Regions from separate parts of the Mus musculus genome. Here region 2 is linked to region 1. Evidence: chromatin loops called from intact Hi-C (ENCODE). Cell type or tissue: left cerebral cortex. All regions are shown on one strand. Each heading gives the region's core, and the rest is flanking DNA. Links, peaks and the distances in the headings are about the cores only. Region 1 holds the start of Gm31608 (a long non-coding RNA gene). Region 2 has its middle 33 kb from the start of Gm52179.

Evidence for each region. Hi-C counts contacts between places; a loop is a spot of excess contacts. Peaks named below come from ENCODE experiments on the same cell type or tissue, not always from the same donor. Only the 100,000 strongest peaks of a DNase experiment are listed, where the experiment ranks them.
Region 2: it touches region 1 in a loop (9-fold over the local background); 3 of 42 quality-filtered maps call a loop at or near these places.

Annotation. Positions count from the first base shown.
Region 1 is chr15:81,208,686-81,223,878 of GRCm38, forward strand. Gm31608 (a long non-coding RNA gene) reads left to right here and starts at 8,464. Exons shown (of 3, transcript XR_003951508.1): 1 at 8,464-8,613. In left cerebral cortex, for the core only: no CTCF peak of the experiment used is centred there; DNase peaks (open chromatin) are centred at 8,455 and 8,769; H3K27ac peaks cover 636 bases.
Region 2 is chr15:81,285,696-81,300,888 of GRCm38, forward strand. No RefSeq gene overlaps it. Among named protein-coding and RNA genes, the nearest start is that of Gm52179, 33 kb to the left of the region's middle. In left cerebral cortex, for the core only: a CTCF peak has its summit at 4,742; DNase peaks (open chromatin) are centred at 5,269, 5,811, 8,253 and 8,933.

The sequences.
Region 1 (15,193 bases), core at 4,706-12,705:
AAAATGTTAGCATTTCATTAAACTCTGGGAGTGGCTTTAAGCCACCAGAACACAGACACTTCCAACACCCTTAATCCTCTCTTCAGCTCTTCTACTGAAGAATTTGGCCCTCCCGATGACAGGTTGCTTAGGGAACTTTCCCTTGTTAGAACTTGGTAGTAGCCGATCGCACAACATCAATGATGGGAGCAGCTCCAGTCTTGTTCTTTGCCGCATTGACCAGTGTCTGCTCACTGACCAAGGCCCACAATTTATCCAGGTTGACAGTTGGGCAGAAGCTCTGGTTTCTCTTCAAGTGGGAATGCCTTATACCAACTTTCCCAAAGCATCCTGGGTGATAATTGTCATTGATCCTGTGGTGCTGCATGCTCCAGCATTCCCGCGGCCTCCTGGGTGCTTGCGGTGCTTCCCATGCAGCCGTAGCCTTGGCTCAGGTGGCCCCAGAGTCTCCCGTCTTCCTCAGTCTGGACGGCATGGAGGTGGCAGAAAGGAAAGAGCCTGCTTCTTAAATGCTACTGTTGCAGGCATATACTGATATATCTCGTTTTTTATCTTTTGTTGGTTTTTTTTCTCTTTTCTTGTTTCTTTTTTTCTTTTCTTTTCCTTTTCCTTTCCTTCCCCCCTCCCCCCTTTTTTTTTTAAAGATAGGATTTCTCTGTGTAGCCCTGGCTGTCCTGGAACTCTCTCTGTAGACCAAGCTGGCCTCAAACTCAGAAATTTGCCTGCCTCTGCCTCCTGAGATCAAAGGAGTGTATATGTCGCCACTGCCAGACTGTTTGTTGTTTGCTTTTGTTTGTTTTAAGATGTCTTTACTTATGTATACAGGTTTCTTGCTGCACGCATGCTTGCAGGCCAGAAGAGGGCACCGGATCTCATTACAGATGGTTGTGAGCCACCATGTGGTTGCTGGGAACTGAACTCAGGACCTCTGGAAGTGCAGCCAGTGCTCTTAACCGCTGAACCATCTCTCCAGCCCCGGTTCTGGCGTTTTGAGATAGGGTGTCACCAAGGATCTCTGGCTTGCCTGGACTTTGATGTGTAGACCCACCTGGCTTCTGGCTTATGACAATCCTTTTTCAGTCTCCCAGGTCCTAGGAATACAAGCATGCGCCACCATATCTGGCTTGTGAGATTTCCTACTGAAGTATATTAGAGTTCAACAGTATACATATGCTATGTAAGAATCACTTTAAGTGAGAAGAAGGCCATTATTTTAAACTTCATTTGGAGAGACTTTCTTACTATTGTTCCCTGAGTTTATGAGTGCCATTAAATAGTGCATTAAATAGAAGGCACAGAGAGATTACAAACATAAAGACCAGGGAAAATACAGAGAAAGAAGAAGATGAAATCCAGGGGTCCAGCAAGGTGAAGGACAGCTGGGATGCTGGGATTCTGGGATGCTGTGTGTTGGCCTGTGGCACTCTAGACAATATCCTTAGTGCTCTTCCTGGCTCTTAGCACCAGTTTGCAGAGCAGAACACCTTTCATGTCTCTGATCCTCAGGATGATGGTTCCTGGCACAGACAAGCCTCCTGCTGGCATTCAAGCTTCTCTAGTCTACTCCTTCCTGTTTTGGAACCCGCCTCCTCCTTGTCCCCCGCCCCCTCCCCACCCCCCAGATTTATCTTTTGAAATTTCCATACATGGAACAATGTATCTTGATCATCTCCATTCCCTGGTCTCCACTCCCTTGCCTTTCCCTTTCTCTTCCCTTTTCCCACAGGGTCCCTCGGTGATGGTAAAGTAGGTCAGACCCAGCCTCACCAGCGCTCAATCTGTGGACAACGGGAACACACCAAGCCCGTAAGTGAGTAAGCTGAGCACATGTGCTGTTTTTCACTCGTTCAGAAAACCATTTTTTATTTTAATAAGAGTAAAAACCACATGAAACAAATGTCACACATAATGAGTTCTCAAGAAGCAAATCCCCTTGTAATTACCTTGAAAGTTTCCAGGTCAAGAGATGGAACTCAGCCAATCTCCCAGCAGCCTTCCTGCCTCCCCAGAGGAAGCTCTTACCCGTGGTTTGGTTTGCTTGCTTTCAGTTCTGCTATTTTGGAGACAGGATCTCAGGTAGCCCAGGCCGGGCTCGGACTCCCTATATGGCAAGAGACGGTGTCTTAGCTATGTTCCTGTTGCTGTGTTCTGTGTTGTGTGTTCCTGACAAAGGCAATGTAAGGGAGAAAGGCTTTATTCTGACTTACAAGCTCGAGGCATTACAATGTAGACGAGAAGGAAACCGGCTTCCTGCCACTTAGCTACCTTGCTATATTTTATAGAGTGGAGGATCCCCAGCCTAGAGGACCATCCCACCTACAATTAACATGCATCATCCCACATTATTAGCATAATCAAGATAAGTCCCCACAGGTAGGCTTAGAGTCCTTTCTCCCAGGTAATGTGGATAATGCTAACCTTAATGTGTGGCCTTGAACCCTGAGTGTGTCTGTGTGTGTCTGCCTGTGCTTATGAGCACATGTGGTGTGTATTTGTGGTGTGTTATGTAGTGTCTGAGTGGTGTATGTGTATATGTATGGTTTAGTGTGTGTGTGTGTGTGGTATGTGTATGTATGTGGTGTTTGTGTGTGGTATGTACGTATGTATGTGGTGTATATGTGTGGTGTGTGTGTGGTATAGGGTATATGGTATGTGTATTTGTGGTGTATGTAGTGTGTTTATATGTGAGCACATGTGTTTGTTATGTATTTGGTGTGTGTGTATGTGTGTGGTGTGTGTATGAGGGGTGTGCATGTGTTTGTAATATGTGTTGTATAGGCAGTGTTAATGTGTTATGTATGTGGTATATGTGTGTGGTGTGTGTATGAGCTATGTGTATGTGCTATGTAGGTATGTGGTATGTACATATGGTATGTGTATTGATGTATGTAGTGTGTATTTGGGTGTGAGGTAGTTATGTATATATGTGGTATATATATAGTGTGTGCACATGTGTACGGTGAGTGGTATATGTCCCTATGTATGTGTCCATGCCTGTGGAGGCCTGCAGTTGATACTGGGTGTCTTCCTCAACCCCTCTCTGCTTTATTCTCTTGCTGTGATTCTCATTAGCCATTTTGCCTCAGAAATTCCCATCCACCCCTCCCGTGTGCTGAGGGAGAGCTGCACAGCTGCCCTGCTTTATGGGGGTGCTGGGGACCTGGATGTCGGTCCTCATGGTTGCTCCTCAAACATTGCATCATTGAGCCGTCTCCCTACCTCGCTTGAACTCTTTTTTTTTTTTTTGGTTTTTCGAGACAGGGTTTCTCTCTATAGCTCTGGCTGTCCTGGAACTCACTTTGTAGACCAGGCTGGCCTCGAACTCAGAAATCTGCCTGCCTCTGCCTCCCTAATGCTGGGATTAAAGGCCTGCCCAGCTCACTTGAACTCTTGGCCCTCCGCCTTCACCTCTGCAGTGCTGAGGTACACGCCGCCATGCTTGGCCCCAACCTTCCTTCTAGCAAACTCACTTCCTTGAATGTCTTTATCACTGAAATCTGGGATATAGACAGTGTGGTCCCACACTCTTTTCTTTCACACCCCTCGACTTGAGCCTGCCGAGCGTCTACCACTGAACCACTCTGACAGCCTTTTCTTTTTCCTTCATTGTGACACAGGATCCACCTGCCTGAGCTCTGGGCAGATGAGATTATAGGCCTGTACCATTACATCCAGCCAGACCCTTAACATTCTGTTTAAAGTCATCTGTCTCCCTAGGGTGGAGATATGACCAATCCAAGGCCAATCAGAGTGTTCCCTGGGACTTTGCCAGGGTCCGTTGGAAAAGATGCTTTCTTCCCCCACTTACTCTATAGGTATTTATTTTATTTTTTGAGAAAGAGTTTCACTGTGTAGCCCTGTGTGGAATGGAACAACCTAAAGACATATAAAGATAAACCCATGTAGGTTCTGAGCTGCCCATAGCCAACTTGCTTGGATTAAAGAAGCCCAAAAAGGACAAACAGCCCCATCATAAAGGCAGAGAGAACAAGGGCCAGGATCTCCCTGATGTGATTCAAGTCTCTGTGTACAACCAAGTCTGAAGCCCTAGACATACAAGCCCAGGGATCCAAGGATCCTAGCACTTGGTGGGCGTCTGCTGTGTTCTGAGTTGTCCAATCACAAAGGCACACCTGACTGGACCAGCATTCTGAGTGATTGTTGATGTGGCTGTTTTGTCTACACTCACACTGTTTTGCCTTCATACACTCATTCTGGGGTGAGATTTTTCTTGCCTGATTGGTCAGTGGTACCCAAGGTCCCTTTGTACCTGAGTCTTAGGGAACCAGAACTCAGAAAATTGAAAACGCGGTACTGATGAAGTAGAGCTGAGGGATGGTGGTAAAGCAACGGTGCCAGGTCCCCGAAGCTGAGCCGGAGCAGCCCAGTGAAGGCGAGAAGAAAACAATCAGAAGGGTTCACAGAGAGGAGGGCTGGCGGCTTGTGGTAAAGACGGCTGCGGTTTCAAAGCCTGGCTCTACAGGGCAAGCCAGGTGACCTTAGGCAATTTACTCCGAGTCCTTGAGTTTCAGTCTTGTCTGGCACACGCGCCGATTGTAACTCAACACCCCGCCCTGCTGGCTCTGTGCTCAGCTTTCTCTGGTGCACAGTGAGAAAACGAAGATTCCTTCCCAGGTTTCTCCAGGATTTGCACTGTCTATGGCTGTGATTCTCAATTTGTGGGTTGAGACCCCTTGGGGTGTGTGTGTGTGTGTGTGTGTGTCACATATCAGATATCCTGCATATAGGGTGTTTACATTACAACTCATAACACTAGTAAAATTACAGTTATGAAGTAGGAATGAAGTAATTTTATGATTGGGATCACCACACCCTGAGGAATTGTATTAAAGAGTCGCAGCCTTAGGAAGGCTGAGAATCTTTGGTCTATTGGTCCCTCGTCCCTGTTCTCCTGGTGCCCATGCACACTGCTGTGGTGGGTATGATGCCTAGATTCCCGGCTCAGCCTGGATCCTCTTAGCTTCTTTGTTCTCCCCACAGAGATCTGATTCTCTGTGCCACAATGTTTGCAGTGAATCACAACTGAAGCTGAGGCTGGGCATGGAGCTGGGTTGGTGGGATGTCTGCTTAGCACGCCCTGGGCTTTGAATGGAAATGAAGACATGACCACTCCTAGGTATGGTGGCAGAGAGAAATTTTTAAGTAGATATGAGGGAGAAAGCAGCCAGAGGCCATCTGAAAGAATCCAGACTGAACCCAGCCATGGGGCATGAGGAGGAAGTAAGAAAGGAAGAGAAGGCACAGGAGGAAAATAGACTAAGAGAGGAGCTGCAGACAACGAGAGAGAGAGAGAGAGAGAGAGAGAGAGAGAGAGAGAGAGAGAGAGAGAGAGAGAGAAAGCAGGATATACCAGGAACCAAGAGAGTGCACAGCCAAAATGGGCTGACTTATACAGGAAGCTGGGGGAAGGGAAGTAGAAGGCCAGCCCTTGGGTGGGAGAGACTTAGGGTAGAGGACGGGACAGGGTGAGGAGTGTGTGGTGGTCACAGGTACTGAGTGAGAACTTGTCTCAGATTTCTTTGATACCTAACAAGCACCACAAAAAATACCAGATATGGTGGCACATGCCTGTCACCCCAGCACTTGGAAGGTAGAGGAAGGAAGATGAAGAGTTGAAATTCATCCTGACCACAGAGCCAGTTTGAAGCCAGTGAGGACTGCATGAAAGCTTGTCTAAAAAGAAGCAAACAAAATTACACTCTGAGTTCCAGAGTGAAAAGACCACTCCTGTTGTTACGTTGTTACTGAATGAATTACTGACTAATCTCTACTGAAATTCTGCCTTTATGCAAATTACTTGTAGCAGAATTTTCCCCAACTAATTTAAATATTAATACAGCAAGAAACCTGTGATGGGACAGGGAAAAGGGAGGCGGAGCTAGGAGTTTCAGAGACAGACAGGGACAAGTTGAGGAGAAGGAAGATGGAGGAAGAGGAAGACGATCCAGATTCCGCGTGGCTTTAAATAGACACAGGGAGCTGTGAATATCATAAAAGGATAGAATAATTGGGATAACTTGTCTAATCTAGGTGGGCAGCTTGTATCATTATCAATTGGCTCTGAAATTATTATGTGGGCATCTTGTAAATTGAGAATTTATTGATATATAAATCTGACTGATTAATTATAAGCTTCTAGAGTTTTGATTTACTGGGTTAAGAGGATTTGCGACAACTAGCCGCAGGGGATAGATGGCTGAGAAAGTAGCATTGAGGCTGGGGGGGGGGGGGACCAGAGCTGGGAAGACCGCAGCGCAGCATGGGGGCTAGCCTAGAGACTAAGAGTAGCTGAGACTAGCTAGAAGTAAGTGCATAGTGGTAATCCTAGCACTCGGGTGGCATAGACAGTGAGTTCTGAGTTCAAGGCCAGCCTGGTCTACATAGTGAGTTCCAGGACAGCCAGGGATACATAGTAAAATCCTGTCTTAAAAAACAAAGCAAAACAAAAAACCAGCAAAAACAAAAACAAAAACAAAAACAACTAAATCCCAAACAGCAACAACAACAAAACTCCACTTACAAACAAAAGCCTCAAAACCCCCAATTTGATCCAAGGAACCGACGTAATAAAGCTTGGTGGGGTGACATACATCTGTATTCTACTACTTTAGTGAAGAGAGAGGATGTAGAGACCATAGTCATTTGGAAGCAGGAGGGCCAGTTCGCCTGCAGTGTATGTGGAAAGAGTGAAGCGACTCCCAAGAGTTGTCTCTGACTGCCAAAGCAAGGCACAACCAAGAGGCTTACTATGTCAGGAGGTGTGAAGGCTGACGGAGGCAGATCCCACTGCAACGGAAAGCTTCCAGAGCATTGAAAGTGTGGTGGCGCACGCCTTTAATCCCAGCACTTGGGAGGCAGAGGCAGGTGGATTTCTGAGTTTGAGGCCAGCCTGGTCTACAGAGTGAGTTCCAGGACAGCCAGGAAAAACCCTGTCTCGAAAAACCAAAAAAAAGAAAAAAGAAAAAAAGAAAGTGCTGATAGACTCCCTCCCCCATCTCCACTCCCCCCAACCCCCCATCCCCCCACCCCCCATCCCCCCACCCCCCCACCCCCGGCAGGTGGTAGGAGAAGCATAATATAGTTCAAGGTGACTGATGGGGGGGGCGGGGGGGGGGAAATAAATAAGGAGAGGAGGAAAGGACATGGCTGCTCCTAGGTGTGGTATATGGCAGCACATAGCCAGGGTCAGAGACATCTGGGAGTGTCCAGAGTAGACATGGCCAGACTGAGCTGTGTGCCCTGTGGGAAGTGGGAGAAGGGAAGGGGGAGGGAAAGATAGGGAGCAAGATGCAGCAGCCAGGAGGTCAAAGGCACAAAGTGGGCAGGTAACCAAACCTTCAGGAAAGAATCTCTTAAGGACTGGGCTGGAGAGTTCAGGGTAGAAGGCAGTATGCCAGCAATAACAGGTAGGGATTATGGGAGAACCTGGAGATCAGGTCTGCTTTGATATGTTAACAGGCCCCTCAGCCTTTTGTCTCAAACTCCCAGAGATCCGCCTGCCTCTGCCTCTGCCTCTGCCTCTGCCTCTGCCTCTGCCTCTGCCTCTGCCTCTGCCTCTGCCTCTGCCTCTGCCTCTGCCTCTGCCTCTGCCTCTGCCTCTGCCTCTGCCTCTGCCTCTGCCTCTGCCTCTGCCTCTGCCTCTGCCTCTGCCTCTGCCTCTGCCTCTGCCTCTGCCTCTGCCTCTGCCTCTGCCTCTGCCTCTGCCTCTGCCTCTGCCTCTGCCTCTGCCTCTGCCTCTGCCTCTGCCTCTGCCTCTGCCTCTGCCTCTGCCTCTGCCTCTGCCTCTGCCTCTGCCTCTGCCTCTGCCTCTGCCTCTGCCTCTGCCTCTGCCTCCAGAGTGCTGGGATTAAAGGTGTGAGCCACCATTACACAGGTTTTTTTGTTTGTTTGTTTGTTTGTTTGTTTTTTGTCTTTCGGGAACAAAACGGAACACAACTTCTCATGGGCATCTTCCCATCTCTGAGTTCACAGAGCGCAGGCCAGTTTGCTTTGAAAGGAAAGAACCCCCCCCCCCCCCAAAACAAAAGTTTGTCTCAGCCTGTGAGCCCGCTAGACCACGCTCTGGGACTCCCTCGGCTCCAGAAGCCTGAGTTAAACAAGCTTTCATTCCATAATCTACCGGGTCTTAGGTTTTTGGGTTTTTTTTTAACGGTAACAGAGAGTACATTAGGCTATCAATCGAGGAAATTGCAACTGGGTTATTACTGTGTTCGCTTCCCTCATCCCAGCCCCCCTCCCCACTAAGATGTATCCTGTGGTTCCGGGAGACCCCAGCTGAGACCCGAGGCCACTGAGTCAGCCTGTGCCGGGGCGCCTGGGGTGCTGAGTTGGTCCTTCCTGACTCAGTGACTGACTGAGCGGCATGCTGCCTGGAAAGTTAATAAGCTTCTGAGGCAGCCATCCCTCCTGTGACGTGGGTTGATGCCGTGAGTGGGCGGGGACGAGTGAGTCGGAGTGGAAATGTCCCTGGAGCATTTGTGAAGCTAAGATGTACTAGGAGCAGGAGGGGACCGTCAAGGGAAGTCACTGCAAAGGCTGCCAAGGAAGACCCAAGCTCTGCACTCGGGGTCTCAATAGCGCAATCCAGCCCTGGTATGTGACCAGCTATTGTACCCCACCACCCACACAAGCCCCTGGTCCCTTCTGCTAATGTCTCTGCCTTGGAGCCAGATGGGGCCCTTCCGTCCAGACCCTCCCGCTAAGTCTTCTATCTACTCTCAATTTTAAGAGGCAGGAGGCGGCGAGAGTGGGAGTATAGCTCACTGGTAGGTTCTGTCTCCTCCTTTTCCACAGCCCACCCCAAACTTAGTCATAATAACTCATGTCTGTGTCACTTGCTGGGGAAGGGAAGCACGGAGGAACAAGCCACAATTAGCAGTGAACCCCAGGAGAGGGAGGGAAATAGAGATGGAGACAGGAAGGCCAGGGGAATGTGACTTAGGGATGGTCAGGAGCTATGCTGACTTCAATAACCAAGCCCTTGCTCTGTGTCAGGCCTCCATCTAGGGAACGTGGACATAGAAATAAATAGGATGTTATCATTGTCCTCTGGGATCTCAAAATCTGCCTTGAAGGACATGAGAAAAAGAGCTGGGGCCGGGCGGTGGTGGCGCACGTCTTTAATCCCAGCACTTGGGAGGCAGAGGCAGGTGGATTTCTAAGTTTGAGGCCAGCTTGGTCTACAAAATGAGTGCCAGGACAGCCAGCCAGGGCTACACAGAGAAACCCTGTCTTGAAAAAACCAAAAAAAAAAAAAAAAAAAAAGAGCTGGGCTTTGTGGGGCAGCATGCCGGTAATCCCAGCAACTCAGGAGGCAAAGCTAGAAAGATACTGTAAATTGCAAGCCACTACACAGAAAGTTCCAGGCCAGCTAGAGCTATATACATAGATCCTGTTACAACAACAACAACAACAACAACAACAGGTTAATTAGAGTGTGCTAATGCTCCAGCCTGAGAACAGCTTGGGGAGCTAAGATGTGTAGAAGGAAAAATCCCAGTGACAGAGAAAGAAGGGGAAATTTCTGAGCCAGATCTCAAGTCCTGTCTAGCCCTCCATGGTCCAGGAGGTTGGGTAGATGGGTCTGAAGCACAGCTATATTAGAGCGGTCTCCTGGGCAGGGAGTTGTCTTTCTGGATTTTGCATGTGTGCTAGCTAGTTTAATGCAACTTGACATAAGCTAAAGCTATTTGAGAGGAGAGAACCTCAGTTAAGAAAATGTCTCTGCCGGGCGTAGTGGTGTACGCCTTTAATCCCAGCACTCGGGAGGCAGAGGCTGGCGGATTTCTGAGGTCGAGGCCAGCCTGGTCTACACAGTGAGTTCCAGGACAGCCAGGGCTACACAGAGAAGCCCTGTCTCGAAAAACAAAAACAAACAAACAAACAAACAAAAAAAACAAGAAAGAAAGAAAGAAAGGAAGGAAGGAAGGAAGGAAGGACTGACGGAAGGAAGGAAAGAAAGGAAGGAAGGAAGAAAGGAAAGAAAGAAAGAAAGAAAGAAAGAAAGAAAGAAAGAAAGAAAGAAAGAAAGAAAGAAAGAAAGAAAGAAAGAGTCTCTATAAGCTAGGGCTGTAGGCAAGCCTGAACAGCATTTTCTTAACTAATGGTTTTTCTTAATAATGGGTTCAGTCCAGTGTGGGTGGGGCCATCCCTGGGCTGGTGGTCCTGAGTTCTATAAGAAAGCAGGCTGAGCAAGCCATGGAGAAGAAGCCAGTGAGCAGCACCCCTCCATGGTCTCTGCATCAGCTCCCACCTCCAGGATCCTGCCCTGCTTGATTGAGTTCCTGTCCTGACTTACTTTGATGATGAACTGTGATGTGGAAGTGTAAGCTGAATAAATCTTTTCCTCCCCAAGTTGCTTTGGTCATGGCGTTTCACCACAGCAACAGTAACACATGCCAACTGATGGAGCTGGTAGCCTTCCTTGCAAGAACTAACCTGCATCAGGAGGCAAGCCAACCATAGCAGCTGGAAGTCAGGTGACCAGCCTAGCAAAGGCGTCACAGGCATCCATCAACGGCCAGCTGTCTGGCGGGGACAGGGAAGTAGCAGCAGTCTAGGAGGACAATCTCATGTTAAGCAAGAGAAGGGCCAAGAGGGGAGCACGTGCAAAGGAAGAGGAACAAGTAGGTAGACTGAGATACTTCAAAGTCACCCTAGGAATCAGGTGGACTTGTGGGGTGGAGGAGGTCAGACAGGCTGGCAGTTCTAAACAGTTTGCGTGGGTGTTTTTGCTTTTGTTTTGACAAAGGTCTCATGCTTCCCAGCCTGGCTGTGACCTTGCTATGTGGCTGTGGCTGGGTGGCCTTGAGCTTCTGGTTCTCTTGCCTCAATCTCCCAAGTGTTTGGATCAAAGCATGCATCACTAGACTGTTTGGTGAAATGCTGGGGACTGAACCCAGGACTTCACACATATTGGATCATCACTATATTAATGCACATACTTCCTGAGCCCGGTTGTTATGTTAGTTTTAGTTTTATTTTATGTGTATGGGTGTTGTGCCTACATGTATGTATGTGCCTATGTGTATGTGTGTGCCTACATGTATGTATGGAGGTCAGAACAGGGCATCTGATCACCTGGAACTGGAGATAGACAGTCATTACCCACTAAGCGGGTGCTGGGAATCGAACCTAGGTCCTCTGGAAAAGCAGAGAGTGCTCTTAACCCCTGAGCCATCTCATCAGCCCCATTTTTATGTTTTAAAGTTATTTAATTAAGATTTTTACACTTTAGCTGGGTGTGGTAGTGCTAGCCTTTAATCCCAGCACTTGGGAGGCAGAGGCAGGTAGATCTTTGTGAGTTCGAGGCCAGCCTGGTCTACAAGGTGAGTCCAGGACAGCCAGGGCTACACAGAGAAACCCTGTGTTTGAAGCATCTGTTTCCACCTCCCCCCCCCAAAAGTTCACATTTTATTTACTTGTGTGTATGAGAAAGTGTGGGAAGCGGGTGGGGCCGCAGGCCCTGTGAAACCCACTTGTTTACTGCCTTGCCCGAGCATGCGCAGTGAGGCTGCAGGAGTGGGCTGCCTGCCAGGCTGGACAGTTCCTCGTGATCCAGACCTGTCAGCCTATCTGTGAATGATCTAAGCTCATGCTTGGAGCGTGTTGAATTCTGATTGGATGAGGTGGGGTGGCGCTAGAAGGAGGTAAGTCAGCGTGAGTAGTAGTAGTTTTAGCCTTTGCCATGAGTAGAAGTAGAGTAAGAGAAGCTGTTGTAATAGGAGTAGTTTAGCCCTTGCCCTGAGAAGAAGCTGCTGGGGAAGAGAGCTGTAAAAGAAAAAGCCCGAAGTAAAGTTGCTGCGTAAACCCAACTTGGTGTCTGTGTCGCCACTGGCTGGAGTAGGACAACGACAAGAAAGAGAGATGGGAGAAAGAAAGAGCGAGAGAGATAGAAACAGAGTCATCCTTTATTTATTTACTTTTTTAAAGATTTACTTTTCATTATATATATATATATATATATATATATATATATATATATACATGTGTGCCTATGTGCATTCAGTGCCTGTGTGGCCTTCCACCCTCTGGAGCTGGAGGTGAAGACTATTATGGGGGTGGGGGGCTGAAGCGGGTGCTGGGATCTCAGTTCCTGTGCTCTTTTCAGCCCTATTTATTTATTTTCTGATAGCAGGTTTTATTATGTAGCCGTGTCTAGCCTTAAACTCTCGATCCCCCTGCCTCAGACTTCTGAGTGCTATTACCACCATGCACGGCCACACTGGTCTCTTTTGCAAGCATTTATCCAACATCATGGCAGAGTCAGCCAGACCAGCTCTGCTCAGTCACACAAAATCCCGACTCAGATGCTACAGAAGTGAATTGAAGGGGATAAGGAGCCACCAGCAACAAATGGCCAAAGGGACTGTCTCCAAGTGATGGAAACACAGATACAGAGACCAGCTGAAAGCCAAGCCCATTTCCTCCATGTAAAATTAGGAAGAGGGCTGAAGAGATGGCTCAGAGGTTAAGAGCACTGACTGTTCTTCCGAAGGTCTTGAGTTCAATTCCCAGCAACCACGTGGTGGCTCACAACCATCTATAATGAGATCAGAGGCCTTTTTCTGGTGTGTCTGAAATCAGCTACAGTGTACTTACGTATAATAAATTAAACACATAAATCTTTAAAAAATTAAAAAATAAAATCAGGGAGAATGTGTCTTCACAGAAGCCCAAGGAAGGAATAAAACATAGAACCTAAAGTTGGGAAAGTCAAAGATGTGCTCTCCAGTGTCAGCTGGATGGCCCTGGGAAAAGTCACCCAGTTCTGAACTTCTCTGTCCCTACATCTGTCACCAGGGATCCTATCAGCCCCCAATGGATCAGCTGAAATAAGACCTGTGTTTAAAACGGCTATGCAAACTTTAGTTACCATAACCTTGTCCGAAAATAAACCCACAGCAAGGGGACTCTGGAGACGGGTTCATGTCATCCTGCTTGCCATTTGGCACCAGTGGTTGGAGACTCACTGGATGACACAGCAAGTCAGCAGGGGAGCCAAGGCGTGAAGCCATCTAAGCGATGGATGCTGGTACTGTCAGCAGAGCCAGCCAGAGCCCGACTTCACACTGCAGGTCTGAGCTTAGACTGCTCCCATGGAGTCCAATGTAGATGTGTGCTTGAGGGTGCCATGGGCAGCCAGAGATTTTTACTAAGAGGTAGCTGGATGAGATACCCAGGAGGCACAGAGACAAAGGACACTAGAAGTAGGAGACAAATGTGCCAGTGGGCCATCTGTCTGAGGATTAGAGAGCAGATAGGATTTCTTCTCTTATTTTTGTCTTTTTTTAAAATTACATTTTATTTACCTATTTATTTACCTGTTTATTGGGTGTGTCCAGGCACATGTATGCTTCTGAAGGTCAGAGGAGCCTTCAGGAGTCAATTCTCTCCTAACATCATGTGAGTCATAGAATGGAATTCTTGCTGTCAGCCTTGACTTCAACCCCCTGCCCAAAAGTCATCTTGCTGGTACCTCAAGACAGGGCAGCCTTGGCTGGCTTGCTATTCACTATGAAGCCCAAAGTGACCTTGAACTTCTGGTCCTCCTGCCTCTATCTTCTGAATAAGTGCTCAGATTGTAATGTACAACACCAAGCCTGGTCTATGCAGTGTCTCTGAGGATCTAATCCGGGGCCTCATGGATACCAATGGAGCTCAGAGTTCTCATGTAGAGTAGGCTAGACTATATAGCTGAGAATCACCTTAGACTTTGAACTCCTCATTCTCCTAATGCTGCCATTTTTCAAGTTCCCTCACCTTATAAGAGTTGATTTGTAGCCAGGAGGTGGGGACCTGACCTGTAGTCCTATACTTGAGAGACAGAGACAGGAGAATCAGGCTTTGGTGTTGGTCTACCATGTCTGGGCAGCTCCTATGAACTCAGTGTAAAATGGAAAACTCCCTTTCTCAGCAGGGAGTCCTCTTCTCTGCCTGATCGGGGGAGCCAGACCACACATCTTCTACCTGAGGAAGAAGATGTCACATCACATAGTCCTTAGCAAAGTTACAGGTTCAACTTCCCGGAATGCTTCTCCATGCAAATGAGGCATTCCCAGTACTTTTATTTATTTATTTATTTATTTATTTATTTATTTGTTTGTTTGTTTGTTTTTGAGACAGGGTTTCTTTGTATAGCCCTGGCTGTCCTGGAACTCACTTTGTAGACCAGGCTGGCCTTGAACTCAGAAATTCGCCTGCCTCTGCCTCCCAAGTGCTGAGATTAAAGGCGTGAGCCACCACTGCCTGGCCATTCCCAGTACTTTAAATTCCAGCAAATGATTTACATGCACCCTGAAACGCCCCCTACACTCTCCAAGGTTCATATAATCTTGTTCACCCCAATAATGTACGTGCACACAAGTTCTTTCACTGGCCATCATCTAAGGAGCTGTTTTGCTGAATACTGCCAAAAAGAGCTGTAGCACTAAAATCCTCAGAGAACACTCACGACCCCCATAACCACCCCCCCCACTCATTCCTAGACAGGGATCCTGCTTACCCACCCAATCCAGTCCCCTCTCCATCCTTTCCTGCTTGTGTGCAGTGATATCTGAACATGCTAAGGGAGGACTCAGGCATAGAACCACACTTTAGCTACACAGTAAGTTTGAGGCCAGCATAAGCTACATGAAACCTTACCTATAAAAATAATAATAAGAGCTGGAGAGATGGCTCAGTAGTTAAGAACCTTGACTGCTCTTCCAGAAGTCCTGAGTTCAGTTCCCAGCAACCACACGGTGGCTCACAGCCATCTTAATGGGATCCGATGCCCTCTTCTGGTGTGTCTGAAGAAAGTGACAGTGTACTCACATATGTTACAGAAATAAAATAAAATAAATCTAAAAAAATAAAATAAAATTTGAAGTCAGATTTGCTATGCTAGAATTCACATATAAAATACATCCTTTTAAAGGATACTATATAAAGTATACAGTAAACTGTGTGTGGTGCTGCATACCTATAATTCAGGAGTTAAAGGCAGGAAAATCAGGGGTTCAAGGCCATCCTCACCTACATAGCCGTTCTGAGGCCAGCCTATGTTACAGGAGACTCAAAAAATAAAATAAACCTAACGCGTAGAGGTTAACGGCTTTTGCGCATATTTGCAGTGATACTAATTCACAATAAACATAACATGTCCTTTATCCCATTAGCAGCCATTTTCTCT
Region 2 (15,193 bases), core at 3,579-11,578, 76 kb after region 1:
AGCTATTGAACCAAGGTCTATCACATAAATGAACCTGTGGACAAGCAGACAAAACTGGGTCAGCTTCTTAGGATGAAGCCACCCATGTCACACTAATCAAACACGCACAGGTGGAATGTGCAAGAAATTGCGATAGAAAGCAGAATGCCAATATTTTTTCTCTGCATGAGGGGCAGTGCAGGGAGAGTCTTTTGTTTCGTGAGTCTGCCGGATGGTAGAATGCTTCAGCTACTGGGAAGAGGACTAAAACAAAATTTATAAGTGTTGTTTATAAAATTCTGGTGTAAGTTTTCTCTCTGGACCAAACCTGCATAAATACATACAAAAAATTAAAAGGTAAAATAAAACTGTTGCCTGATTTCAGAGCACACACGTGCACATGCGTACGTGTACACACACACACACACACACACACACACACACACACACACACACACACACACGAGAGAGAGAGACAGAGACAGAGACAGAGACAGAGACAGAGACAGACAGGATCAGTTAAGAGTATTTGATCCAGGCAGGTGTGGTGGTGCTGTCCTGTAATCCCCCCTACCAGGGAGGTTGAGGAACGAGTAAATTTAAAAGAAAGTAAATTTAAAGACTAGGTTATAGAATTAGTTTAAGGCCTGTCGGGGCCACTTAATGAGACTTGCCTTCATTGAAAAAAGTAAAGAGTGGGAGGGGCTGAGCAAGGAGCTCAGTTGGTAGCGTGCTTGCTAGCACCGATAAAGTCCTAGGTTTGATCCCTAGCACTGCATAAAACTGCACAGGACAGCACGTGCCTGTAATCCCAGAACTTGGGAGGTAGTCACAGGAGCATCAGGAGTTAAAAGCCATCCTTGGCTACATACTGAAGCTTGAGGCTAGACCTATCTAAACAAAGAGAAAAAAAAGAGTAATTATACTAAACAAACATCTCTGCCCTGCAGGTAAGAGTAAACTACCACAAGGAGTCAGGACATGCCATGGCCTGCTCTGCTTTACAGAAAGATGAACAGAAGTCTCTTAAAATTCACCAGAGAGCGGCTGGAGAGATGGCTCAGCAGTTAAGAACACTGGCTGCTCTTCCAGAGGACCTAGGTTTGGTCCCAACCACCCACATAGCGGCTCACAACCATCTGTAATTCCAGTTCCAGGGCTCCAATGCCTCTTTCTAACGTTGGAAGGCACTGGCACATACCTACATATGTGCAGGCAAAGCACTCATACATGTAGAATAAGGTAATTTTTGAAGTCACTGGAGAAACAAACAGAGCCAACTGAGAGTTGGACAGCTTCGTGCATAGGTAATGTAAGCAGGCAGTAGGTGCGGGCTGCAGTCGGTGCGGACTGCAGTCTCTTTTGCTTTATGAACTCGCTGCTGCAACTCATGAAAAGTCTTTCTTTCAACATTAGAAGGATCCTTTTATATGTAAATCATATCCTTAGAGGATATTAATCCTAGCATCACAAAGCCAAGGTACAGCGGGAAATAGATTATAGGTCACTACTGCACTAATTGTGTGTTGAGGGGGGGGGCACAACCAAGTATATGTATGTGCATACATTTGCATGTGTATGCACGTGCATGTGTGTGTGCATGTACATGTGTATGCCTGTGTGTGTGCACGTGTCTGTGTGTGCACATGTGTGTGCACACATGCATGAGTGTGCCAGTATATGTGCACATGCATGTGTGTGCACAGGTCTGCATTTGTGCACATGTAGAGACTAGAGAGCAGTGCTGGGATTCATTGTTTTTTTCCATTTTCTTTTTTTTTATTGCCAGGGGCGGGGGGAGATTAATGCAAGTAGCCAAATTATTTAGTTATAGCATATGGTTACATTAGGGTTTTTTTAATTTAATTTTATTTGTAATTCATTTTTTAACACTCCATATTCCATCCCTTGCCTCTCCCCATCCACCATCTACCTGCTCCATATCCCACACCTCCTCCCTACTCCACCCCATCTCCACGTGGATACCCCCTACCCCCTACCCCACCTGACCTCTAAACTCCCTGGGGGCCTCCAGTCTCTTGAGGGTTAGGTGTTTCATCTCTGAATGAACACAGACCTGGAAGTCCTCTACTGTGTGTGTTGGGGGCCTCATATCAGCTGGTGTATGGTGTCTGTTTGGTGGTCCAGTGTTTGAGAGATCTAGGGGGTCCGGATTAATTGAGACTGCTGGTCCTTCTACAGGGTTTTTTTTTTTTTTCCATTTTCATGTGTGTATGAGTTACCTGTGTGTTGCATGTTTTCACAAGTATGTGGACACATGTGCAAGTGTGTCCTGGTGCATGGGAGGCCTAAGTGATCATCCTCCATCACTCTTCTACCTTATTCTTTGAAGCAGGCTCTCTCAGTCAAACCCAGAGCTCCAGAGATGCCTAACGTTGCCAGCCAGTTTGCTTTGAGGAATCCCCTGCCTCTGCCTCCCCAGGCTTAACTTACAGGCTGGCTGTCATGCCCACCTGACATGGGCATTCTGGGGGTTCGTGAGAGTTCTGGGGATCCAGATTCTGGTCCTCATGTTTGAATGGCACGTGCTTTAACCATTAAACCATCTGCTTGGCTCCAGCATCAGTTAGCTTTCTGAATTACTCTCCATCCTACTTAAGACAGGGTCTCTCATTGAACCTCGAGACTACTGTTCCAGCTGCACTGAGCCAGTGAACCCCCAGACCTCTCTGGTTTCCACCTTCCCAGGGCTGTAATTACAGAGCATGCCACCATGGTCCGCACTTTCTTTATTTCTCTCTGGTTTATTTATTTATTTATTTATTTATTTATTTATTGTGGAGATCAAATCTAGGTCCTCATGTATGGGCATACATACAGTAAGCCCTTTACTAACTGTGTAATCTTCCTTGCCTCTTATTTTAATATGCTAAAAGTAGGTACCAGCAAGATCTCTTTGAATGCGAGGCCATCCTGTCCTACATAGTGAGTTCCAGGACAGTCAAGGCTGTCTCAAAAAAAAAAAACAATAAATAAATTAATTAATTAATTAAAAAAATAGAAATAGGTGGGAAAAGCCAGAAAATTACCTACTACTATTTAAATAATCATTTGCTGGGTGGCCTTCAGCAGGAACTTGGCCTCTCTGACTCTTAAGTTTCAATGATAAAATGAAATGTAAAATGTGAGTAAAATCTATAACAATATAACATACTGATACCTTTCAGAAGGACTTCCAAAACCTAAAAATGCAGAACTTGATGCCTTTGATGTATGGGTTAGACTTGATGCCTTTGATGTATGGGTTAGACGATTTGTGGATGACTAATTTTGTGCCGTGGACTCTGGATGAGCTGCCCCGTGAGCTTTCAGGGGAATCCTCCTGCCTCTGCCTCCCATCTCCTTGTAGAAGTGCTGAGATTACAGGGATATACTCCATCTCTGGCTTTTACATGGGTTCTGGGGTTCTAGACTCAGTTCCCCAGACCTACGGGCTAAGTGGCTTTTACCTCCAGAACCAGCTCCTCCACCGGCAAGGTGCAGACAGAATGCCTTCCTGTCCTGGGAACATCGTCCTTCGGGGTCTTCAGTGGATTGGATGAAGTGCGTGCACGTTACAGAGAGTGATCAAAGTCTGCGTTTGTGCTGACTCAGTTAGGTTTAGTTGAGTGCTGGGGATGAAACCCAGGGCACACATGAGGCAAGCGCAGTAGCATTGGGTGAGCATTGAGTGATACCCCAGCCCTTGAGATGCTAGTCACACCTAAAACACACGTCAGGGCAGCATCTAAATTGGTGTTCAGCCAAACAGCTGGGCATTCTAGCCTAACTCAAGCTGATATAAAATCCACAACCATCGCCAGGCAGTGGTGGTGCACAAATGTAGTCCCAGTGTTCTGGGAGGCAGAGGTAGGTGGATCTCTGAGTTCAAGGCCAGCCTGGTCTCTTATCCACAGAGTTCCAGGACAGTCAGAGCTGTTACACAATAAAACCCTCTCTCAAAACAAAACAAACAAAACAGGGGGTCTATGGCCTTAAAAAAAAAAAAGGATTAGTTTTGTTTTATGTGTATAGTGTTTTTCCTATGTGTATGCTTGTGCATCACACAAATTCAGTGCCTGAGGAGGCCAGAAAAGGGCACTGGGTCCTTTGGGACTTGAGTTAGAGACAGTTATTGGCCAAAATGTAAGGCCTGGGAACTGAACCCAGGTTCTTTAGAAAAACAGTCAGTGTTCTCAAGGGCTAAGCTTTCTCTCCAGCCCCATGATGTTCTTTTAAGAGAGGCCGAGGAGATGGCTGGCCTTTTTCCCTATTGTGTGAGAGACAGTCTGCCAACAGGACGTAGGCTTTTATCATAGCCTCGGGACTTGGACTTCTAGGCTACAACGGTGAGAAAGGTATATTGCTTATTAGCTGCCCAGTGTACGGCACGGCCCCATAGCAGCCCAAGCCGTGTCACATGGGGCTCAAGTTCAGATTTGGTCATAATGTGGGCTTGCCACAAACCTATAGCCTTCTGCCAGATGCTAACAGTTTATAACAATTGGGCAAGAAAAAGGAGACACAGGTAGGGCTGCCTCCATGTTAGTATACCAGATGAATAGATACATGAATGAACAAACAGATAAATAATAGAAAGTGTCTAATAATAGAAATAAAAGGGGGCTGGAGATGGCTCGGCAGTTAAGAGCACTGGCTGCTCTGCAGAGGACCTGGGTTCGATTCCCAGCACCCGCGTGGTAACACACAGCCATCAGTAACTCCAGTCCTGTAAGAGAGCTGATGCCCCTTCAGGCTTCCTCAGGTACTGCATGTATACCCTGCTCACATTGGAAAACAGTCATACACATAAAATGCATTTATTTTTAAAAAAGTAAGTGCTAATAAAGGACAGAACTTGAAGATAATTTCTGCAAATGTTGACACTATAAATGTGTTCACACACATCTAGAAAGCTTTCATTCATTAAAAGTGTTTTGAACAAATGAATAGCCGTAGTCTGGTTCCTACGGGCACTGCGATGTTCGGACCATGTGAGTGCAGGAATGTTGGACTCTGCTACGCTTCATGCGATGTCTTCTCTTTCTATTCTTAGCATATGCTCCTTATACAGAGTGACACATGCACTATGTTCTTGGCTGACTTTTACCCCCATGTAGTATCTTCCTGGGTTTATAGCTGATGCTACAAGGGAGGAAAGACACAGTTGGGGTAAATACCAGCTCTTAGCTCTTAGCTCTACCGCCAATGTCCCTGAGCATTTTGCAGAGCAGTGACTAAGAGAGAAATCAACAAAGTCGGCACACCCCCGCCTTGTCCACACCACTGGCCTGGACGAGCCTGCAGTTTCTATAGCTACAAGCCTGTCTCTTAGGGAGCACAGAGCACCACGCGGGTTGTCTCCCGAAAAAGGCCACATCTGTCCATTATAAAAGATGCAGATCTTGGCTGAAATGGAGATATATTTTCTTTGGGAACTTTAATTAATAAAGTACCACTCGGTGTGAAACGTGATCGAGCAGGGCACAATAGAAATAAATGGGCCTGCTCCTCTCCGATGGAAATAAACAGGCTGGCTTATTACGAGAGCCCACAGGAAGTACAGAGTCTGACCCTGCAATTATCTGCTCATTGCCATGCACTGCCTGCTACTGGCCATGGCTTGTTTCCAGAAGGTCTCCTTTTGTGGGAGACACATGTTGGGAGACCAGGCGAGTGAAACCCATTGCAGGTGTATAGTAAGCGCGCTATGTCACACTAATACTAAAAATAACTCAGGCAGAGCCCTTAACCTTGCTATACTTTCTTGCATATTAGTGGCTTCTTTTTTTCACTGCTGAGGACCAAATCCAGGGCTTTGTGGATACAAGGCTCTACATCCCCATATTAGTGAATTCCTCTAATCCTCCGCCGTCTCTCTGAAGTGGTTATGTAAGACATCTGCTCTTCAGAAGAGAGAAGCAAGCTTCCAAGATGTCAAGGAGCATGCTAAAAGCCACTCAGACAATCAGAGAAAGAATGAAGGAGGCAATTCGGATGTGAGCCCAGGTCCCCTGGTCCTGGACACCGTGGGGCTTGCTACTGAACCAGTGGCAATGTAAAAAAAAACAACAAAAAAACCCCACCACAAAACCCACTTTTGCTCTGAAGTCTTGGGAGAACAATGAGATACAATGATTTGGGGTAAGCAAAGATTGAGGAAGAAATCAGGAGACTTCATGCGGTCACGTGACAGGCTTGTACGGAACAGCATCTCGGAGCCCCAGGAAAGCCACACAGAGCACTCATCAAGAGGAATGGCCTTTGTCATGATTTCAGGGTTAAAATAATAATAATAACATGCTACATTTGCCAGAGGACTCTATTTCCCTGAATTTATTCACATCCTTTCAGAATTAAACTCTAATATACTGAAGCATGAAACACAGTTGTTGCCCCCAGCAAAATGAAGGGCCTTGTCTAAAAACATAAACAAGATTAGAGTAGAGGGACAGAAAATATAAATATGGTCTCTAACGTTTCTGACCTGTGCCAATAGCTAAGAAAAATAGCTGCAAGGATATGCCACCTACCGGTTCTTGGACACTAACTTCATTCATTGATTGTTCCCCTAATGCAGAGGTTCCCAACCTTCCTAATGCTGCGACTCTTTAATACAGCTCCTCGTGTTGGGGTGACCTCCAACCATAAGATGATTTTGTTGCTACGTCATAACAGTAATTTTGCTAGTTACGAATCATAATGTAAATATTTGATATGCCGGATATCTAACACTCAACCCCTGCGAAAGGGTCATTAGACCTCCCCCACACAAGGGCTCATGACCTACAGTTTTGGGAACCACTGCTCTGATTCCTGTGAGAAAAACACCATGGTCATCGCAACAGTTGAGGAAACCACAGCAAGCAGGCGCTGCCTCTCATACTCCCCTTAACCACTTGACACATCAGAGGAGACTCGCACCCTTCTTGAAGGGAGGAGAAATGCGAACAGAAAAATCCTGAGTTTTCTCCAACCTCCCTGCTTTACAAAGAGTTCCTAACTTGTGAGCCGAGGTACTCCCTGGGTTACATTAACAATCCAGTGGGGCCCAGTGAGATGGCTCGGCAGGAAAAGGAACTAACAGACAAGTTTTACAACACGTTCGATTCCCAGAACCTACATGATGGAAGGAGAGAACTGATTCCCGAAAGTTATCCTCAGACCTCTATACCATAGACCACATATATGTGTGTGAGAACCTACACATTCAAAATCAATCAGTCAGTCAATCAATCAATCAATCAATCAATCAATGTAATCCACTAGCAAAGGAGTGGGTCATTAATAGTTATGATTACGTGTGTGTGTGTGTGTGTGTGTGTGTGTGTGTGTGTGTGTGTGGAGAGAGGGGGGGGGCTCAGTGGTTGAGAGCACAGGTTGGTCTTGCAGAAGATCAGAATTCAATTCCCAGTACCTATATGATGGTTTACAACCATCTATAACTCCTGTTTGAGGGGATCTGAGGCCATTTTCTGACTTCCTTGGCCACCAGGCATATAGGTAATATAGATACAGATATGCAGACGAGACACTCGTGAGCATAAAATAAATCTAAAAGATGTTAACCAATCAATACTAAGTTAAATTTTAAAAGGAATTAACATTACGAGGGTTGAGTAGACGGCTCAGTTAGACTGGTTGGCATACAGATGTGAGGACTTGAGTTTGAGTCTCCCAGAATCCACATAGAAACCAGGCATGCTCACAAGCACCAGCAATCCCAGCACTGGGGAGGCAGAGGCCTGTGGATCTCTGAGCCTGCTAACTGGCCAGTTTAAGCAACTTGGCATGTGCCAGGTTCAGGAGAGATTCTACCTCAAAACATAAGTTGGAGACTGGGTAGGGGCACACACTTTTAATCCCAGCACTTGGGAGGCAGAGGCAGGCAGATCTCTGAGGTCGAAGCCAGCCTGGTCTACAGAGTGAGGTCTAGGACAGCCAGGACTATACAGAGAAACCCTGTCTCAATCAGTCAATTGATCGACCAATCGATCAACCAACCAACCAATCAGAGTGATGAGTTAGAAAACAATCAAAGATACCTGAATTGACTACTGTCCTCCACATATAAGTGTATACACACATGCACACACATACACATCCCACACACATACATGCATGAATGCATACGCAGTTTCTAACCAGTTCCTAGCCTGGGGAATTACCACATGAAGAGTAATGGGAGCAGACCGCAAGTGACCTGTTTTGCCGCCCTAAGCAAATGTGTCAATCAACAGCGTCGTGCGCATGCGCATTGATGCTGGTTGTTTGGCGTGAACTCTCCGTGAATATTTCTTCACCCACTTAGCTAACTGCTCCAAGTTTTCTTCAGCGAGGAAATGTGTATAATGAGAGCATAAATTTTAAATCATGTTGAAGTTGAGAGTAATTTAGGGAAAGGATCCTTGGGACGAAGGAGTACAGACTGAAAAAAAAAAAAAACCCAAAACCCTAAAAGTTCTAGTTACTTACTACCTAACAAGAGTCTGTCTAGAACAGGGCATGAGATGGGTGGGCTGGACTCGGGAGAGGGAGCTCTGAAGGGTTACCCACAGCTGTGACTGCCTTTCCCACTTTATTCTAACCACTCCATAGCTAATACGGTTACCTCGGAGGTAGGCCAGGTAGCCTGATAAGGAAACCCTGGCCTTCCCTGTGCTTAGCATTAAACCTACTGAAAGAGACCGGTGTCACACAGGCCCCTGGCGGCACTGGTGGGGACCTCCCTGCCCCTCCTTCATTTTCATCTTTCCGCCTCATTTTGGTTGGAGCTGGGGGCGGGGGGGGGGGCGGCGAGTCTGCGGAGACTGTAAGGCAGACTCTGCTCTGCAGCTGCCTGGATCTGTCAATAATGTCTCCTGACTGTGCACACAAATCCTCGCATTAAACCTTTGGCAACGGATGCAATTTCTTCTCCACAAAAAAAGCTCACAGTCCGTTCCAAAGACACTTAAACCTGAAAGCATGACTTTCCCTTTTTGGCAATGCTGGCAACCAAGCCCAATGCTTCCCACATTCACGGAGGCCAGGCAAGCGCCTACCACTGAGTTTCACCGCCAACTCAAGGACCGTCACTGCTATAGCTCAGCATCACCTTTGGTCAGCATTCAGAGCTATTATGTCACAATATCCAATGAAACACAGGATACAGGTTCTGTTCCTGTGAAGCTTCGGCTATTCTTCTACAGACACAATAACAGAGGATGTATACAGACAGCCATTTTTAAGTCCATAAAAGAAAACCATCTTGTAATGCCGGTTATCTTCCGCAACAACCACAAGCTTCTTGGGGTGGGGACCGTATTTCCTCTTACAGCCTCTGTGTCTTTGTCGTGTCTCCGATATGGTAATCCATTGAGAGCTGTTTTAAACTGAGAACCGCAGGAATGTATGACTCTATGACTCTTCCTAACACACAGCTGCATCGGCCACTCAGCCAGTGGGCGCCCCTGCGGAAGGATGAGCGAGTGGACCAATCCTGACAACAATTTGGTCAAGATGATCCAGCTTTATGAGAGAGAGAGAGAGAGAGAGAGAGAGAGAGAGAGAGAGAGATTACCTTCACTAGTAGCATTGTCCCACCCACAAAAATGGGACAAAATGGTGGTAGGAGATAAATATGTTCTCAGGGCTTGAGCTGAGATAGTTTTTCCCTGACCTTGGACAGACATCAGTGCTCCTGGTTCTTGGGCTTTTAGATTCAGACTGGGACTCAATTCCCTCAGCACTTCTGGTTCTCCAACTAGGAGAAGAAGATCATATGATCTCTCTGCCTCCATTAACAAACCATGGGCGGTGTGACCAATGGAGGGAGAGGACCAGGGATTAGCAAGCAACTCTGCTAGGAAGAAAAAACAAATGCAGAGAGAGGAAGCCACGCATCAGCTCCCTGTGGCTGGAGACAGAGAAGGGCTGCTAAGGAAGCAGCAAGTGACCAGAGGACACAGGGAGCAGGCTCATCCTGGAGGCCAGTCCCCTGTAACCGTGACTAGTCACTTTATACCTAGGCCATAGATGACTCTAAAGTCACTAGGGCTTCTGACGAAGCCTAGGATTTGAGTTTTATCCAGCCCTCAAGTGAGACTGGTTTACAAACTGACCCACTAAAGATCTGTGGATCTCAACTGAAGGATTTTTACCCTTTAAGGGATACATTTGACATGTTTGTTGGCATTCTGGTTGTGAGGAGAAGGGACTGCTGGCTTACAATGTAGAAATTTCAGTTATTGCTAAACACACTAGAATGTACAGGACACTCTCCCTAAGACCAGTAATTATCTAACCCCAGGTGTTTGTAGGGCAGGGGCTGTGAAACCTGCCCCCGACAGTGGAGAGCCACTGATGGGTTTTAAATGGTTGTGTGAGGTTTACTTAGCGATCCCTAGAGTTCTTTCTGAGTGGCAGGAACTATCCTCAGCAGGAGGGGCTCAGAGTTGAAAATAACGTCTCAAGAAACTGCCAGTGGAGGAGATGCACTGAACAGACCCATCAGTAAACAGACTAAATAGCAAGTGAGAGTAAAGTTCGTAGGCCAGTAAAGCAGCCCATGGGGAATGCCTAGGCTAAGACAGAATGGCCTTTGAAGACACCACACAGCAGTAAGTAGGTAAGGTGGTATCGTACATGGGAAGGTCAGAGCAGTCCCAACTCATGAGCAAGGCAAAGTCAGGAACTCGCCTGAGTCCCATGAAGTTTGCCACTGTGGCCAAGGGTAAGTAAGTAAGCCAGAAAGGTGGGGTGCAGGGGAGGGGAAACTTAATAATAAAGCCAGGGGTCAGATTGTGGTCTTGAGGCCATGCCAGCGGATCTAAATTTTACCCTGATTATTGGAAGCACCTGGGGATGTGCAGGGCGAGGTAGGATCTGATTTATCTATAAACAGATTATTCTGCTCCAGCGTGTCAAGGATGCAGCGGGGAGAGAAACAAAGACAAAGAATCTCTTCTGTGGACTGGACAAGAACCGAGGACCAAGCTTGGTGGTAGAGGGAGGGCTCGGAAGTGACAGGAACGGCACGATACCCTAGATGAGTGGCTGATAGTGGGATGAGGGAGAAGAGTCTGAGCCAAAGGGCAGTGAAGAGACCCAGACTAGGAGATTTTTTCCAGTAGGAATAAAGACCACTCATGACAGACAGGTCTGGTTTGAGATATTGACCACGGAGCCAAGGTCAGACCTTGGTTGCCACTTCTGAAAAAGTGACATCATAGTCTATGTCATGAGATTAAAAGGTTCAGGAAGATGGACTGGTGAGATGTGACGAGGGTAAAGGCACTTGCTGCCAAGCCTGATGACCTGAGTTCAGTCCCCAGGTTGTCCCCTGACATCCACACATACATGCACATACACACACACACATATAAATGTAATAACACACAAATGTGTATACACACATATACACATTAAAAGGAAGATGGGCTTCAGTTCGCCAGATGATGGTGTATCACAAACCATCTAATCGTACTTGACAATGTGTCTCCCAGTTTGGAATTCAGTAGAGGGCAAACAAATACCTAACAGCCTTTTCCTGTTCTCCTTCACTCTTTCTAATTCATTATAATACATGATGCTCCACATCTGGTGCTCAAATTCTACATAGGGCTTGTCTTAGTCAGGGTTTCTATTCCTGCACAAACATCATGACCAAGAAGCAAGCTGGGGAGGAAAGGGTTTATTCAGCTTACACTTCCATACTGCTGTCCATCACCAAGGAAATCAGGACTGGAACTCAAGCAGGTCAAGAAGCAGGAGCTGATGCAGGATGTGTGTGATGCAGGATGCATGGAGGTATGTGGGATGTTCCTTACTGGCTTGCTTCCCCTGGATTGCTCAGCTTGCTTTCTTATAGAACCCAAAGGGTGGCAACACCCACAAGTGGCCCTCGCCACTTGATCACTAATTAAGAAAATGCCTTACAGCTGGATCTCATGATGACATTTCCTCAAGGGAGGCTCCTTTCTCTGTGATAACTCTAGCTTGTGTCAAGTTGACACAAAACCAGCTAGTACAGGGGTCTTAGTATATAATCCAGCAATTCTCTGGCAGATCTCCAAACAGCAGCTGAGGGTGTCTAATTCAGCTCTGACATTGTCCCACAGGATGCAGCTCAGTGTCACAAGATCCCCCCACAGATGCCAGTGTGAGATGTGACATGTACTTCTGTCTAGCTTACAGCTAGACTTCCCTTCTTTAGGTCTGAACAGTTTGTGTAAGTGGCTTATGGAACTCAGAAAAAAAAAATGCTCGTCACTAGTGCCCGGTTAGTTTTTCCATCGTTGTAACCAACACCCCAGACAATCAACTCACAAAGAGAAAACATTTATATTGTATGGCTGCAGAAATTCTGGTCCATGATCCAGAGTGATGCATTGCATCAGGATACAGAATGGAGCAAAGCCCCTAAGCCCATAGCCAGGTCCTCACAACCCCCTTTCATGGGCACACACTTAAAGAGCAGGCCCCATCTTGTAAAGGTTTTACCATCTCCCAACAGATCGAAGTTGGGGTCTTTAGAGGACACACTTAAACGTGTACCAATTTGTTAGAGGAGCTATCACCATGGATACAGATAAAGATCCAGAGGGAAAAAGCCAGAGATGCAGAGGGCAAAGCACGTGGGAAGGGGCACAGCACTTCCCACATCTCAGGGTACGCTAGCTGCCCTGCCAGGCACCCCGTGTGCTGGGCTGCCTAGTGGCTCTGCAAACCTTGCCCTTCATCACATAACCGTGGTTGATTGCACAACTGACCTTCTGGGAGGTCAATTCAGTCTCTCTCTTGCTCTGAAAGTCACAAGCCTCGGTCATACCTGGTCTTTCTAGTGAGCAGCCCTTCCTTATCTTGACACTGATTGGGTTGTGAGGCTCCAGTTGCACAAAACATACTTAGCGTTTTGGAAACAATTCAATTAAAAATACATATTTTAAAATATTTATGTGTATCGGTGTGTATCTCTCTGTGCCTGCGTCATGCCGGGTGGGTTGTCTGAGGAGGCAGGAAGAGGGTGTCAGGTCCCCTGAAGCTGGAGTACAGGGGTTGTGAGCCACCTGATTTGTGTGCAAGGAACTTAACTCTGGTGCTCTGCAAAGGCAGTGCATGCTGCTATCTGCTAAGCCATCGCTCTAGTCCAACTCATTCCTCTTGAACATTAACACTTTTTTAATGTTAAAGACAGTGGTGGCATAGGCCTTTCATGCAGAAGCGGGCAGATCTCTATAAGCCTGGCTTAGAGTGAGTTCCAGGCCAGCCAGGACTGTACAGAGAAACCCTGTCTGGAAAAAAATCAAACCAAACTACAACAAAAGATTTTTCAAGGGTGTGTGTATGCTAGTTCAGAGGACAGCTTTAAAGAATCAGCCTTCTCCTTCCACCATGGGAGGCCTAGGGATTGAACTTAGGACGCTGGGCTTGGCATTGGGTAGTTGCTTTTCTCCACCATGTATGTTCCAGGGGCTGGAAACAAGTGGTCAGTCTCAGATGTAAGTGCCTTTACTGAGCCAGGTCATTGACACTTCTGGGCCAGGAAATGGGGTGATGACCAGATACATTCATGTAATCGTATACGATGTAATTATAAATTCCAACGTTGCCGCAAGGTAAAGGTCTGTGAGACATTGACATCAATTTTTTTTTTTTTTTTTTTTTTTTTTTTGAGACAGGGTTTCTCTATAGCCCTGGCTGTCCTGGAACTCACTTTGTAGACCAGGCTGGCCTCGAACTCAGAAATCTGCCTGCCTCTGCCTCCCGAGTGCTGGAATTAAAGGCGTGTGCCACCATGCCCGGCAACATCAAATATTCTTTTATGATGTCCAAGTGATGGCCAATCGGTCAGTTTCTCCTGTTCACTTTTAAAAATTATGTTTATGTGTTTGTGTAAGTTCCTATGGATATAGATATGAGCATGCCATGTGTGTAAGTTTCTATGGGTGTAGGTTTGAGCAGCCACAGCACCCGTGTGGAGGTCAGAAGACACCTCATGGGAGTCATTTATCTCCTGCTAGGAGGGTTCAAGGACAGAACTCATCAGGCTTGGTGGTGACAAGGGCCTCTACCCACTGAGCCACCTTGCTGGCCTGGATGTGTCAGTGTCTTGTAGTGACTCTGGCCATCGTCACAATGATGCTTTTGAGTCAGGCTCATCTTGCCTCAGATTTCCTACTGTTTCATGTTTTCTACTAGAAATCTATTTGAAAGGCCTCGTGACCTTTTCCCTTTTTATTTTAGTTTTGTTGAAAGAGGATTTTGTTATGTAGCCTGGAACTGAGTACATCGACCAGGCTGATCTTGTTTACAGTGATCCTCCTGCCTCTGCTCCCCAAGCCCTAGGAGTACCAGCATGCACCACCATTGACATCAGCCAGTTTCCCTTGACTTAGCATCGGCTTGCTACGTCTACCTTCATCTCCTCCTTTCGTCTTGTCTTCCCCAACATGTGAGTGCTGCTTTGATTTCTAATGCTGCTTTTGAGATTTGTTGGAACCACACAGCAAGTCAAGGTTGTGCCTGTTTTCCTCCACATAGTAGTGTGTGGCTCCACATAGTGTGGCTCCACATGGTGTGGCTCGTCCTTGCTGCCACACAGACTTGTGGTTTGCTCTCTTTCGTGGCTGCCTAGTGCTCCATTCTACAGATTAATGTGACAACTGCTGGTTATTCAATTATCAGATGATTATCTGGGTATAGGTGAGGTACAAGGGACTAAACAAGCCACCCAAAAAGAAAAAAAAAAAAAAACAACAATTTTACATAGATTATAGAGCTGCCTCCCACCAAACTCATTCATCCTGAACAGAGCTGAGCCTGAGATCTTAGCGGTACATACGCACCCAGATAGGTCTTGCAGAGTCCTTGCACTTTAGCCCAGGAGAATTCTTTCCTGTTTTGCTTTGTAGAAATATCTAAAGTTTTCTCTGGCAGCCTGATTCTCAGCAAATCACTGGAAGCCAAAGATGCTCTCAGATGCAGACACACGGACGGCAAGAAATATGTTAATAATTAACACCTAGGAAAATCATAACCCGTGTTTGCAAAAAAGGCAGATGCAGAAATGCAAGTCCAGACCATACTGCCCTGGGCAAGCCTGATCCCTTCCCAGTCTGGAGTGAGTCTCTTAAGGGACAAAGCAGCCAATTGTGGGTGACTGAGACAACTGTGGGTGGCTGCCTGTGGCAGCCAGCAGAGTCATGTGAGGACTATGTGCTAAAGCAACAAC